Regions from separate parts of the Homo sapiens genome. Here regions 2, 3 and 4 are each linked to region 1. The links are chromatin contacts, found by Hi-C or POLR2A ChIA-PET in ENCODE. All regions are on one chromosome and are shown on one strand. The core of a region is the stretch at or near the end of the contact, and the rest is flanking DNA. Distances in the headings are between cores, read along the strand shown.

What was found. A loop is a pair of places that touch in the nucleus more often than their neighbours do. ChIA-PET counts read pairs that join two places held with the same protein, here RNA polymerase II (POLR2A). Pooled maps may share reads with other maps.
Region 2: a loop to region 1 is called in a map of CD8-positive, alpha-beta T cell, with 12 times the contacts of the local background. The contact joins the promoter of TTC9 here to the promoter of WDR89 in region 1. A Hi-C loop is called at or near these places in 2 of 168 maps with a recorded cell type or tissue (CD8-positive, alpha-beta T cell and naive thymus-derived CD4-positive, alpha-beta T cell) and 2 of 50 pooled maps.
Region 3: a loop to region 1 is called in a map of CD8-positive, alpha-beta T cell, with 30 times the contacts of the local background. The contact joins the promoter of SRSF5 here to the promoter of WDR89 in region 1. A Hi-C loop is called at or near these places in 2 of 168 maps with a recorded cell type or tissue (CD8-positive, alpha-beta T cell and ascending aorta) and 9 of 50 pooled maps. POLR2A ChIA-PET finds 5 or more read pairs at or near these places in 1 of 52 experiments (CD4-positive, alpha-beta T cell).
Region 4: a loop to region 1 is called in a map of CD4-positive, alpha-beta memory T cell, with 19 times the contacts of the local background. The contact joins the promoter of DCAF5 here to the promoter of WDR89 in region 1. A Hi-C loop is called at or near these places in 1 of 168 maps with a recorded cell type or tissue (CD4-positive, alpha-beta memory T cell) and 4 of 50 pooled maps. POLR2A ChIA-PET finds 5 or more read pairs at or near these places in 1 of 52 experiments (T-cell).

Annotation. Positions count from the first base shown.
Region 1 is chr14:63,640,607-63,643,126 of GRCh38, reverse strand. It overlaps WDR89 (WD repeat domain 89), which reads left to right and starts at 1,256. Exons shown (of 3, transcript NM_080666.4): 1 at 1,256-1,323. LOC105370532 (a long non-coding RNA gene) reads right to left here and starts at 1,066. Exons shown (of 3, transcript XR_001750790.3): 1 at 930-1,066. RefSeq lists enhancers at 675-944, 1,355-1,454, 1,009-1,668.
Region 2 is chr14:70,640,655-70,643,174 of GRCh38, reverse strand. TTC9 (tetratricopeptide repeat domain 9) reads right to left here and starts at 1,259. Exons shown (of 3, transcript NM_015351.2): 1 at 640-1,259. The coding sequence starts at 1,045. It overlaps TTC9-DT (TTC9 divergent transcript), which reads left to right and starts at 1,877. Exons shown (of 3, transcript NR_110071.1): 1 at 1,877-2,167. RefSeq lists silencers at 705-774, 795-984, 1,205-1,354 and enhancers at 1,825-2,084, 2,185-2,364.
Region 3 is chr14:69,765,879-69,768,398 of GRCh38, reverse strand. It overlaps SRSF5 (serine and arginine rich splicing factor 5), which reads right to left and starts at 1,257. Exons shown (of 8, transcript NM_001320214.2): 1 at 1,144-1,257; 2 at 117-261. The coding sequence starts at 242. LOC100289511 (a long non-coding RNA gene) reads left to right here and starts at 686. Exons shown (of 1, transcript NR_029378.1): 1 at 686-2,116. RefSeq lists enhancers at 331-380, 377-1,141, 1,251-1,300, 1,341-1,390.
Region 4 is chr14:69,151,862-69,154,381 of GRCh38, reverse strand. DCAF5 (DDB1 and CUL4 associated factor 5) reads left to right here and starts at 1,263. Exons shown (of 9, transcript NM_003861.3): 1 at 1,263-1,617. The coding sequence starts at 1,404. RefSeq lists silencers at 819-1,458, 2,279-2,328, 2,489-2,520.

The sequences.
Region 1 (2,520 bases), core at 7-2,506:
AATGAAATACCGCTAAATTAGCTCACAGAAGAGTTCAGGATTCTATAGACTCAGGAAAAGCCTGTCCTAAAACTGTTTTAATAAAGGCTGAAAATAGACACTATAATACAGTCTTTAATAATATACAATGTGTATTCCTCCTGATGGTGGTCTTGCTTGACATTTTAAGCATAGCCCTATTTTCCTGTGAAGATAGCAGCCAGTTCTGCTTCATGTCATAACAACACTTGATTCATGTAAGCAGCTGCTACCTATGCCATCACAGTACACATAATTGCTAAATGTAGGGTTCAAATAATCGTAAATGGACACTAATATGAAAATCAGACTGTTTTGTTGTAACAGCAAAAGTTTTAGAAACAAATAATTTTAGTATCTACTTAGTACAGTAAGCATGAACATATAGTATACAGCTAGGCACAGCAGTAAATTGTTGGAAACACTAACATTTATTGTTTACGAACATACATGCAGTGTTTACACATTTCTTAAATGTTGTCTTTAATGCTGCTGATAAACGAAAGGATAAAAAGTCCAACAAACCACAATAAATGTCAATGGGTGTTATTAACAACATGAAAGAACTCAGTAGCAACAACCACATTTAAAGCTACAGGACTCGAAAGTTCCGGACTACAAATCCCAGAGTTCCCTAGAGCCCAGGCGGAGCTACCTTCAAACTGATCGCTTTTTCACCCAATGACAGCCAGAGAATCCCTAAACCACATTCAGCCCGGCCTGAAGGGCTGGTTTCTTCGCGTGAAAACAATAAGGTATTACGTAGACTTTCTGAACACGAGTGGTAGTTTCAGGGCCTGAGTCTAACTACTAAATTATTTCTCCCCGCATTAGTCTCCTAGTCATCTTAATAACTCTCTACCCAACTCTGGCTCGGTGGAAACTCGGAACGTCTAAATGCTGAAACTCACGTAAATCAGTACCAGCGGATGCATCCAGTCAGCCACGAGGAAGGCGGAATCCGCCTTATTCTTGCCCTTTATTGGCCACGCATCCCACCAATGGGGCCATTAAACTTCCGCTAACGCAGCGTACGGCGTGGTGGTGTGAGCGTTGTACGTACGCTGGGTCTACGAAGGGGCAGGCGTTCTGCTTTCGTCCAATCGGAAGCTAGCAAGAATTCCCCGGGCCGCTATGCCCCACTTCTTTCGCGTCGCGTTACGGGCCGCCTCTCTGCAGCCGACCAATCCTCTTGATTTTCTTGTGCGCATTACCCAATCAGAGAGGTCGAGGCGGGGTTCCACTTGACCGCTCTAAGCCGCCGCGCAGCCTGCGTTTTCTCCGGTACAGGTTGAGGCTACTAAGGTACATTTTGCTGGGCCAGGCTGGGCGGGTCCCCGGGATGGGCAGCCCTCTCGACGAGCGGCGACGCCGTGGTTGAGTCTAGAAAGCTAGAGTTGCTGGACAGCTATCGCGGGAGCGCGGAGGGAAGTGGGAGGTCTGGACGGAGTGTGCACGTGTTGGCAGTCTCGCTCCGCCGTCGGAGCCACCAGGTCAAACCTGTGCTGGCCCTGGCCAAAGAAACTTCTGCGGGTCAGGCTGCTGTTGCCGGTGCAGTTCCCAGTACTTCCTCTGGGGCGTTTTTCAATAAAAGCCAAACGCCCTTGCTCATTTTCAGGGAAAGACCTGTTTCCTCCTGCTCTTTCCTCTCCACGGATACTCTCCCCACCACTAAAAGGGTTTAGTATAATCCTTTTGTAGGCCAGAAAGCAGATTTTCACTTGGGAAGAGACGACCCGTAGTATGGGATGTGGTATGATACCAGCAACTGGTCTATTATATCATTTAAACCACATGGCTATCTAAAGAGGTAGGTACTGTGAGTGTTCTCATTTTCACGCGAAGCAGTGTTAGACATTACTCATTCTTGTGTTTTCTTTAGCTTGTCTCTGACAAATTGTGGCATTCAGCTTCCATGGATGTAAAATTAAAAGATGGTATAATTTGTAAAATGTTGCTCCTGTTTTCTTTTTTGTTTTTCTTTTTCTTTTTCTTTTTTTTTTTTTTTTTTGAGATGGAGTCTCAGGCTGTCGCGCAGGCTGGAGTGCAGTGGGGCGATCTCGGCTTACTGCAACCTCCGCCCCCCGGGTTCAAGCGATTCTCCAGCCTCAGCCTCCCGAGTAGCCGGGATTATAGGCGCCTGGCACCACGCCCGGCTAATTTTTGTATTTTTAGTAGAGACGGGATTTCACCATACTGGTCAGGCCGGTCTCGAACTCCTGACTTCAGGTGATCCACTCGCCTCTGCCTCCCAAAGTGCTGGGATTACAGGCGTGAGCCACCGTGCCCGGCCGTTTTCTTTATTAATTTGAAATTATTTAAAGTCAATAAAAGCCTGGGCGCGGTGGCTCACGCCAGTAATCCCAGCACTTTGGGAGGCCGAGGCGGGCGGATCACGAGGTCAGGAGTTCGAGACCAGCCTGGTCAACATGGTGAAACCCCCGTCTCTACTACGAATGCAAAAATGTGGCGGGCGCCTGTAGTCCCAGCTACTCGGGAGGC
Region 2 (2,520 bases), core at 10-2,509, 7.0 Mb before region 1:
CCATGAACCAAGCTTCTTTTGAGATAGAGATCTTCACCTGGCAACCGGGAGCCCCAGCAGAGCTCAGAGAGAAGAAAGTGGCATTCTGGAATCCATTTTGCTCAAGATGCTGAAGGCATGGTGTCAAACTCCCCTTTGCTACTGGGGCCAAAAAACTTGGGGAAGATCTTACCTACAGGGATGCGGTTAGTTGGGGAAAAGGCGAGGACCAATCCTGGTGCTCATGCTACCTAAGGAGAGCAGACAGGTGCGTGGCCTCCCTTGGGACCCACCCGCAGGAAAAAGCTGGGCTAGCGGTGGCTGCGGGGGCCCACCCCGGGCGCTGCTTCCGCATTTTGGACCCAGGTCCACTGGTGAGCAGTAGCAGCAGCAGCCATAGCCAGGCCAGCTGGGTCCCCTTCCAGTCATTTCTAGGTGAGATTTACGATGTATGCTAGCGAAGGGACAAGAGATGATTATGGCCTTTGAAAGGCATAATCCTGAAAGTCACACTTTTTCCAAAGCGCCTCCCTCCCGGGTTCTCCCCAGAGCAACACAGTCACAGCAGGAGAATCTGCACCGCGGGAGCGCCGCAGTGGTCCGCGGAGGGACCGGGCCGAAGAACGGGGACCGCGGCGCGGGGGGCGCGGCGCGGCTCACCTGCCAGGCTGTTGTAACAGTCGATCTCGATGGCTTCCACCGTCTTGCTCTGCTCCTCCGAGAGGCGGCCGGGCTTCAGGGCCCCAGCCGGGGAGGCCGGGCGCGAGTCCCGCTCCCGTTCCCCGGGGGGCGGCAGCAGCCCCTTCAGCTCCAGCAACGCCCGGTGGTATTTGCCTATGGCTTCACGGAATTTCTTGTCCTTGTAGCACTGCGCCCCTTGGCTTTTGAACTCGTGCGCTCGTCGGATGAGCTCGGCCGGCTCGGCCGCCGCCCCGACCTGGCCCCTCGCTGGGGCTCCTCCGCCGCCGCCCGGGACGCACAGCGGCGGCGGTGGCCGCTGCCCCTCTCCGGCCGCGGGCGGGCTCGGGTTCCCCTTGGCCCCGGCCGCCGAGCCCTTTCTCTCCATTCGGCCGCCGCCCCGGCGCCTGGTGCGCGCCGCGATCTGCCCGCCGCCGCCGCCGCCGCCGCGCCTTCCCGGGTTTAAAAGCCGCGGGCGCCGGCCCCGCGCCTCGCAGGCTTCGTGGCGGCCGTGACACCCCGCGGCGGTCTGGCGCCCCGCACTCCCATTCTCCCCGCTGCTGCCAGAGGCTGCTCCAGCCGCCGCCGCCGCCGCCTCGGACGCCGGCCCCTCCCCCGCCTCCCGGCTCCGCGCCGCCCGCTCCCGCCCTCCTCCCTCCGCAACCTGCGGGTGGCGGGGGCCGGTGCTCGCGGGCCCGGGACTAGCGCTGCGGGGGGACCGTGGCCCCGAGTGGGGTGGCGGGGATGGTCGCTGACCCGGAAGAAGCTTGGCTTGCCCGAAGGAGGGGAGGATTAATGACAAAGACGGCCCCGCTCTTTCCCATTCAATCCCGCTCTGCGAGGCGCGCCTAGTCTGAAAGGAGGTGGGGGGAGGGGGGTAGGTGTAGGGGAAGGGGAGTGTGTGTGTGTGCGTGTGTGTGTGTGTGTGTGCGTGCGTGTAGGGATGGGGGGCGGCGGCGACGAAATGCGTGCAGAAATAGATTTCTTAACTACAAGAAAAGGTGCGGCAGGGAACAAGGGGCGCAGGCGCAAGCCGTAGCTGCTAGTTCTTTGCAGTAAGGTGTTAGTATTTTTTAAGGGGGCAGGGCCTCCTTTTTGTGGATCCAGGTTGTCGCTGAGGTGTGTCTCGGTGTGTGTGGTCGCCGGGGCGTCCAGAACGCGACGGGCGGTACAGCGTGTGGGGCGCCGTATTCTGGGAGCCTGTGTATGCGTGTGCTGTGTGCGCGCAGCTGTGCAGGATGAATCACAGACATCAGAGATGGAGAACACCTGTTACTGTGGGTCATCGGCTTGGCGTGCGTCCGGTCTAGTTTCCATTTACAGGACAGTTCTGTGCCCTTCCTCAGGAGGTCCCATTCCTTCCTTCTTTTGGTCGGTTCTGAGTGTCAGCTGTCTACTGGGGATCTGCTAAGGCTAAGAGGCAAAGATAGGCAAGTCACTCCCCTGACCTCAAGAAACTCCCAGTCTACAGGCGAAGATACACCACCCACCGGTAGAGTCGCTGGACCAGGTACAGATGGTGCCTGTCATTGGGGAGGAACGAAAAGTGCTGTGCAGCCCTGAGGGGGGGAGGGAGAGGTAGCTTTTTGAGTAGTGGTAGATCAGGAGGCTTTATGGAGGAAATAGCATTTGAGGACCTTGAAGGCTGGGTAGGATTTGGCATGAAGAAGTAGAAGGAAGTGGCATAGCCGGAGTGAGGAAATCCAGCGGAAGTCCTGATGTTTGAAATCTCAGGTGTGTTTAGGGCATAGTGGTTTGATTTTATAGCCTAATGAGAAGTAGTGGGAAATGACGGGGTTGGATTATGGGGGCTTTTGGATGAAGAGTTTGGATTTGATTTTGGAGTCAATGGAGAAGCCTGAC
Region 3 (2,520 bases), core at 8-2,507, 6.1 Mb before region 1:
AAGGCTGGGTAACATTTTCTGAAGGCAAATATTCCACCCGGACTCAAGATCGAAAACAACTGCTTATCAAAACTCTACCTACTTAGCAGATAATTCACCCAGTTCTAAATACTTACCACAAAACCAAAGCCTCTTTTCAGATCAATATCTCTTATCCGTCCATATCCCTTGAAGAATCTTTCCACGTCCTTCTCCCTGGCCGCTGGATTTAGTCTCCCGATGAATACCCGACAGCCACTCATGATGTCCGGCTAGTACTTCCTATTAGAAAGTAATTCAATCGAGATAATAGCAATGACTGTCACAGAGAAACGCCTGATTAAACAATCAAAAACATCAACGGCATAAAATGTTTACACAGTGATGTTATGAACGAGATTGCCAACAGAGCCTCTAATGAGGCCAGGTTACCTGCAGACAAAATGAAAACCCAGCTCCCTCCCAACACGGTCCGCTACTGGGCCCAGACCGCAGCAACCGCAACGCCCACTGCCACCTTTCCAACTGCGCAGCCGCACACTCTCCGGGCTCTCCGGCCCCCTCCCATCTGCCGCAGTTAGGAAAGGCCGAGAAGTGCGGGCGGAGCCGCCCGCGCCCTCCGCAAAGCCAGCCCAATGGCGGCCTCGCGGGCGCGTCACAGCGGGTGGAAGCCAGAATCTCGCGACGCCTCGACCGCGCCTGCGCCAACAGCAGCGGGCGGGCGCTCTGCGGCCACAAAATGGCGGCGGTGGAATCAAAGGCAGCAGAGCTGCGCGTGCCAAATTCCCTCTTCCCTTCTCCTCCCAGCAACCCCCTTCTCGGGGGTCACTGCGGCCGCCCTACAAAAGGCCCAGCCGCATCGCCAGCAAAGTCAGGGAGATCCCGGCCCACTATTCTACGTGTCCAGGAGATGAAGACATTAAGACTGGCAGGGACGGGCGCACAACCGCTGTGTAAAAACGACCCGAACAGTGACCGCCCTTTCACCTCAGTACCCCTCAAACAGTATGCCAAAAGGGAGACGTGCCCCAGCGCCCACCTCGAATCAACTGCGCTCATTAGACGCCATCCTCCGCAAAGAGAGCAGCCCCGGCCGCTCACGATCTGAGCGGCCATGAAGAAGCCTCGATCCGAGAAGGCTTGCCCTCAAAGTGAGCCACTCACCTACCGGACGGGGTCTTTGGCGGCTGAGACCCAGACAGGTCCGTAGTCTGCGACGGAGTCGTCGACCTCCACGCAGACCAGGACTTAACTCGTCTACGCCACTCCACAACTGACGCACTTAGCAGCTCTGGCGCTCCACAAAATGGAGGGCGCGTCCTACGTCACTTCCGGGGACGCCCCTGGGCCTTGGGTCCACCCCGTTGGACCTAGGGAAGACGGAAGTTTTGGGAGGGCCGGAAATTTAGGAGGATGTGGGCCTCTCTGACACTGCGAGTGACCGAACCCTGCTCCCGCGGTGGGTGGGGTCGGGGGCGAGAACTCGTTTGGGCTCGGCCGGCTGGTGCCGGAGTCTGGAGGGACATCTGTTGACGTCGTTCGCCCCTGCTAAGTCCTTGGCGTTCGGTTCATCATCATCTCTCCCAGAAGAGTCTCCTGAGAAAAGTGGCAACCCTTCTTGTATCTAAAGTTTTTCTTAGACACCCAGAAGATTACTAATTAGGAGAAACTTAGCTTTGCAGAAATACCTGGCCTTTCCTTAGCTCTTGCTGCTTGCAATTTAAATTTGCCCTCAAAGCAGGGAGCTCCTAGATGTTCGAGTTCTTTTTTCAACCATGCCACAGCTGTGTGGTTTTGTTGTGGTGAGAAGACTAAGGCACTGAAGTATTTTTTAAATGAAAGGATTTTCACTGATGAAATGTTGAAAATGGGACTGCAGCTAGAAGGCTGTCTTGAATTGAGGCTGGAATACAGATTTCTGCATGTCCGTCACTCTGGGAGAGTGGCTGGAAGAGGTTTCAAGCTGTTTTTTGTTGTTTTTTTTGAGACAGTCTTGCTCTGTCGCCCAGGCTGGAGTGCAGTGGCGCGATCTGGGCTCCGCCTCCCGGGTTCACGCCATTCTTCTGCCTCAGCCTCCCGAGTAGCTGCGACTACAGGCGCCCGCCACCACACCGGCTAATTTTTTTGTATTTTTAGTAGAGACGGGGTTTCACCGTGTTAGCCGGGATGGTCTCGATCTCCTGACCTCGTGATCGGCCCGTCTCGGCCTCCCAAAGTGCTGGGATTACAGGCATGAGCCACCGCGCCCGGCCTCAAGCTGCTTTTAAGTCCAAATGGTATTTGGTTAATCCTCTCCGTTCAGATTTCTGTAATGTAACACATGAAAGTTTACAATTCTTTAGAAACAGACAATGCCGTGCTTTCAAAGTGGGTGTAAAACACAGCCCTCCATATTAACTCCCGCGTTGTCCCGATAAGGTTGGTAGACCTAGAAACTTAGGCATAAAGAGATTGCTTAACTTCGCTTTAATGCTTTTATGTAGAACCCAGTGCACCCCATTTTTGAGAAGTGCCTGGAATGTGGAGTTGCATGCTTGCAAC
Region 4 (2,520 bases), core at 14-2,513, 5.5 Mb before region 1:
CCCCAGATCAGAGATGTACAGCCCATCTTTCAATGATGATTCTACTCAACTGCTCCTGTGCCATCTCTGGTCCAGAGGATGTAATTCCTGCTAACTTGAAAGGGCAAAACTGACAAGTGCCTATTTCAGTAGCTTATTACCACTTAATGACAGAGGATAGCTTCCAGGAAAAGTACTATAATACATCGAAAAGGGGACTTTTAACTGTATCTGGTAGAATTCCAAAGCATTTAACACCCACTAGGGTCAACGCGGTGACTCCCATCCTACTGAAGTGCAGCCACTTCTGGCCTGGAGCGCAGCTGCTGGTTAACAGCTGTCCAACCTCAGTGCTCCCCACTCGAGACCTTTAAGAGGAGCTCACCGAACCCAATTAAATAACATATATCGTTAGTTTCAAATCACGCTTCTTGTGTCGTGCAAATTTATCTGGAACGGAGAGAAGTACCTCGTGCTTCTCGGGACTTCATCAACTCGGTTTTGGCAATTTTCTTCCTACTTCTTTATCCCTTTCTCTTTCCCCCCATGTACCACTCTAATCTGCCAGACGGAACAATTTAGCCTTTTTCAACTAAAGGACCGGAGGAAGGAAGAGTTAGAGAACTGGACTTGGGGATGAGCGGTGGTGTTAAACATTTACCGGGAGAGGGGAAGGGGCGGGTGCGCGAACAAAACCCCCAGGCAACGTTCCTCCAAGTGTGCGGCCCTACCTCCCGGTTCCCCCGCCTCGGGCAGGGCCGGACTGCCCAAGGCAGAGGCCAGCAGAGGAAGGAGGGCCGGAGCCCCCGCCCGCACCTTCCCCCACTCCAGCCGCATTTTCCCCGAACTCGTACGGGCGCTGGCCTCCGGGCAGCAGCCGGCCCGCGGGTCCCCGCGGGAGGAAGGCGAGCCAAAGCCCGGCGGCCACTCGGATTGTTACGCGCATTCAACTCCGCGGAGTGCGGGGCGCTGGGGTGCAGAGGGGTCTCCGCCCGGCGCCACCCAGGTCCCCAGGCGGGAAGCGGCTCAACTGGGAAAGCAGCCGGCGCCCGTGGTCTCCGGGCCGGCCGCCCGCGTTCTTCCGGCCAGCCCCCCGCGGAGGGGAGGGGCGCCGACGCCGCGTTCTCGGGGCCCCGCAGCCGGCGGAAGGGCCGCGCATCGCGGAAGCGCGGCGGCAGCTGAGGATCAGCTGCTGGAGGAGGCGGAGAGGCAGAGGGAGGAGCCTCGGGGGGAAGGAGAGGGAGGGGACCGTCAGGAAGCCGCGAACGCCGCCGAGTGTCTGCACACCTCGCTCTGCCTGCCATGGCTGGTTAAAGAACCATCCGGATCGCAGCGCGGGGGGAGGGCCGGGTGGGGGGAGCAGCGGCCGCGCGTGAGGCCGAGGGAGGGGCGGCGGCGCGAGCGGCGGCGGCGGCGGTTCCAGCATGAAGAGGAGAGCTGGCCTGGGGGGCAGCATGAGGTCAGTGGTGGGCTTCTTGTCCCAGCGGGGCTTGCATGGGGACCCCCTGCTCACTCAGGACTTTCAGAGGAGACGCCTGCGGGGCTGCAGAAACCTCTACAAGAAGGACCTCCTCGGCCACTTCGGCTGTGTCAATGCCATTGAATTCTCCAACAATGGAGGCCAGTGGCTGGTCTCAGGTAAATCAACCCCCTTCCCCTCCCCGCGCCTCCCCGCACCCTCCCAGCCTCCCCCTCTCGCTCTCCCCCGTCACCCTCCTCCTGCCCTCTGTCCCCACCCCCTCCCTTTCTCTACCCCCTTCTGCGGTGGGAAGGTTTGGTGTCAAATTAAAACCATTGCAGGGGGAGGGGAAGGAGAGGATGTCTTCTATAAAAAAGACCTAAAATGGTTGACAGCTCCTTAATTCGCTTTATCCCAAGTGCAAAGTGATCTCTCCTGATGCCTGCCCTGAAAGTGTAGGTCGGGGAGGGGGGCGAGGTTACCGCTCTACAAAGTTTGACGGCAAACTCTTCCTCCGCGTACTTTAAAAGGTGCTGGGGGCATTTTGGGGATGTGGAGGGTGAGGAGGCCGAGGAGCGCCGGAGGCAAGGGGGAGCTGAAGCCCCCGTCGCCGGCGTTAAGGAAAAGGGGTCTTGGGGCTGGGAAGCGGGCGGTGACAGACCCGGACGCCGAGGGGCCGGGGGCTGCGACCCGGGGGCTGGCGGGGTCTGCAGAGGGGAAGTGACTGGGGCGGTAGGGTCGCTGTGGGCCGCCCCCCTCGGCGCTCTTAGAGGCCCAGCACCATCGCCTTTCGTTCGGTTGTGGCCTCTTCTGCGTCTTGTTTTTAATACAGTTTCGAGAGTGGCGAGGGCTGTGGAGGCTAAAGGGCACCAGCCTGAACTTGAATGCGCAACTTGCGAGGCAGGCGGTAGGGTGGGGGACCCCCGGGAGACTTGTTGGCGGGAGCCCGGCGCCCCGCACCCCGTTTCCCGCGGCCGCTGTTGCAAGTGGTCTCTGCTTCTCCTCCCTCTCGCCCAGACGGGCCTGGTTGCCCCCGGGCTCTCCCTCTGGTTTGGGGAAAGTGGCGAAATCGAGGCCGGGGC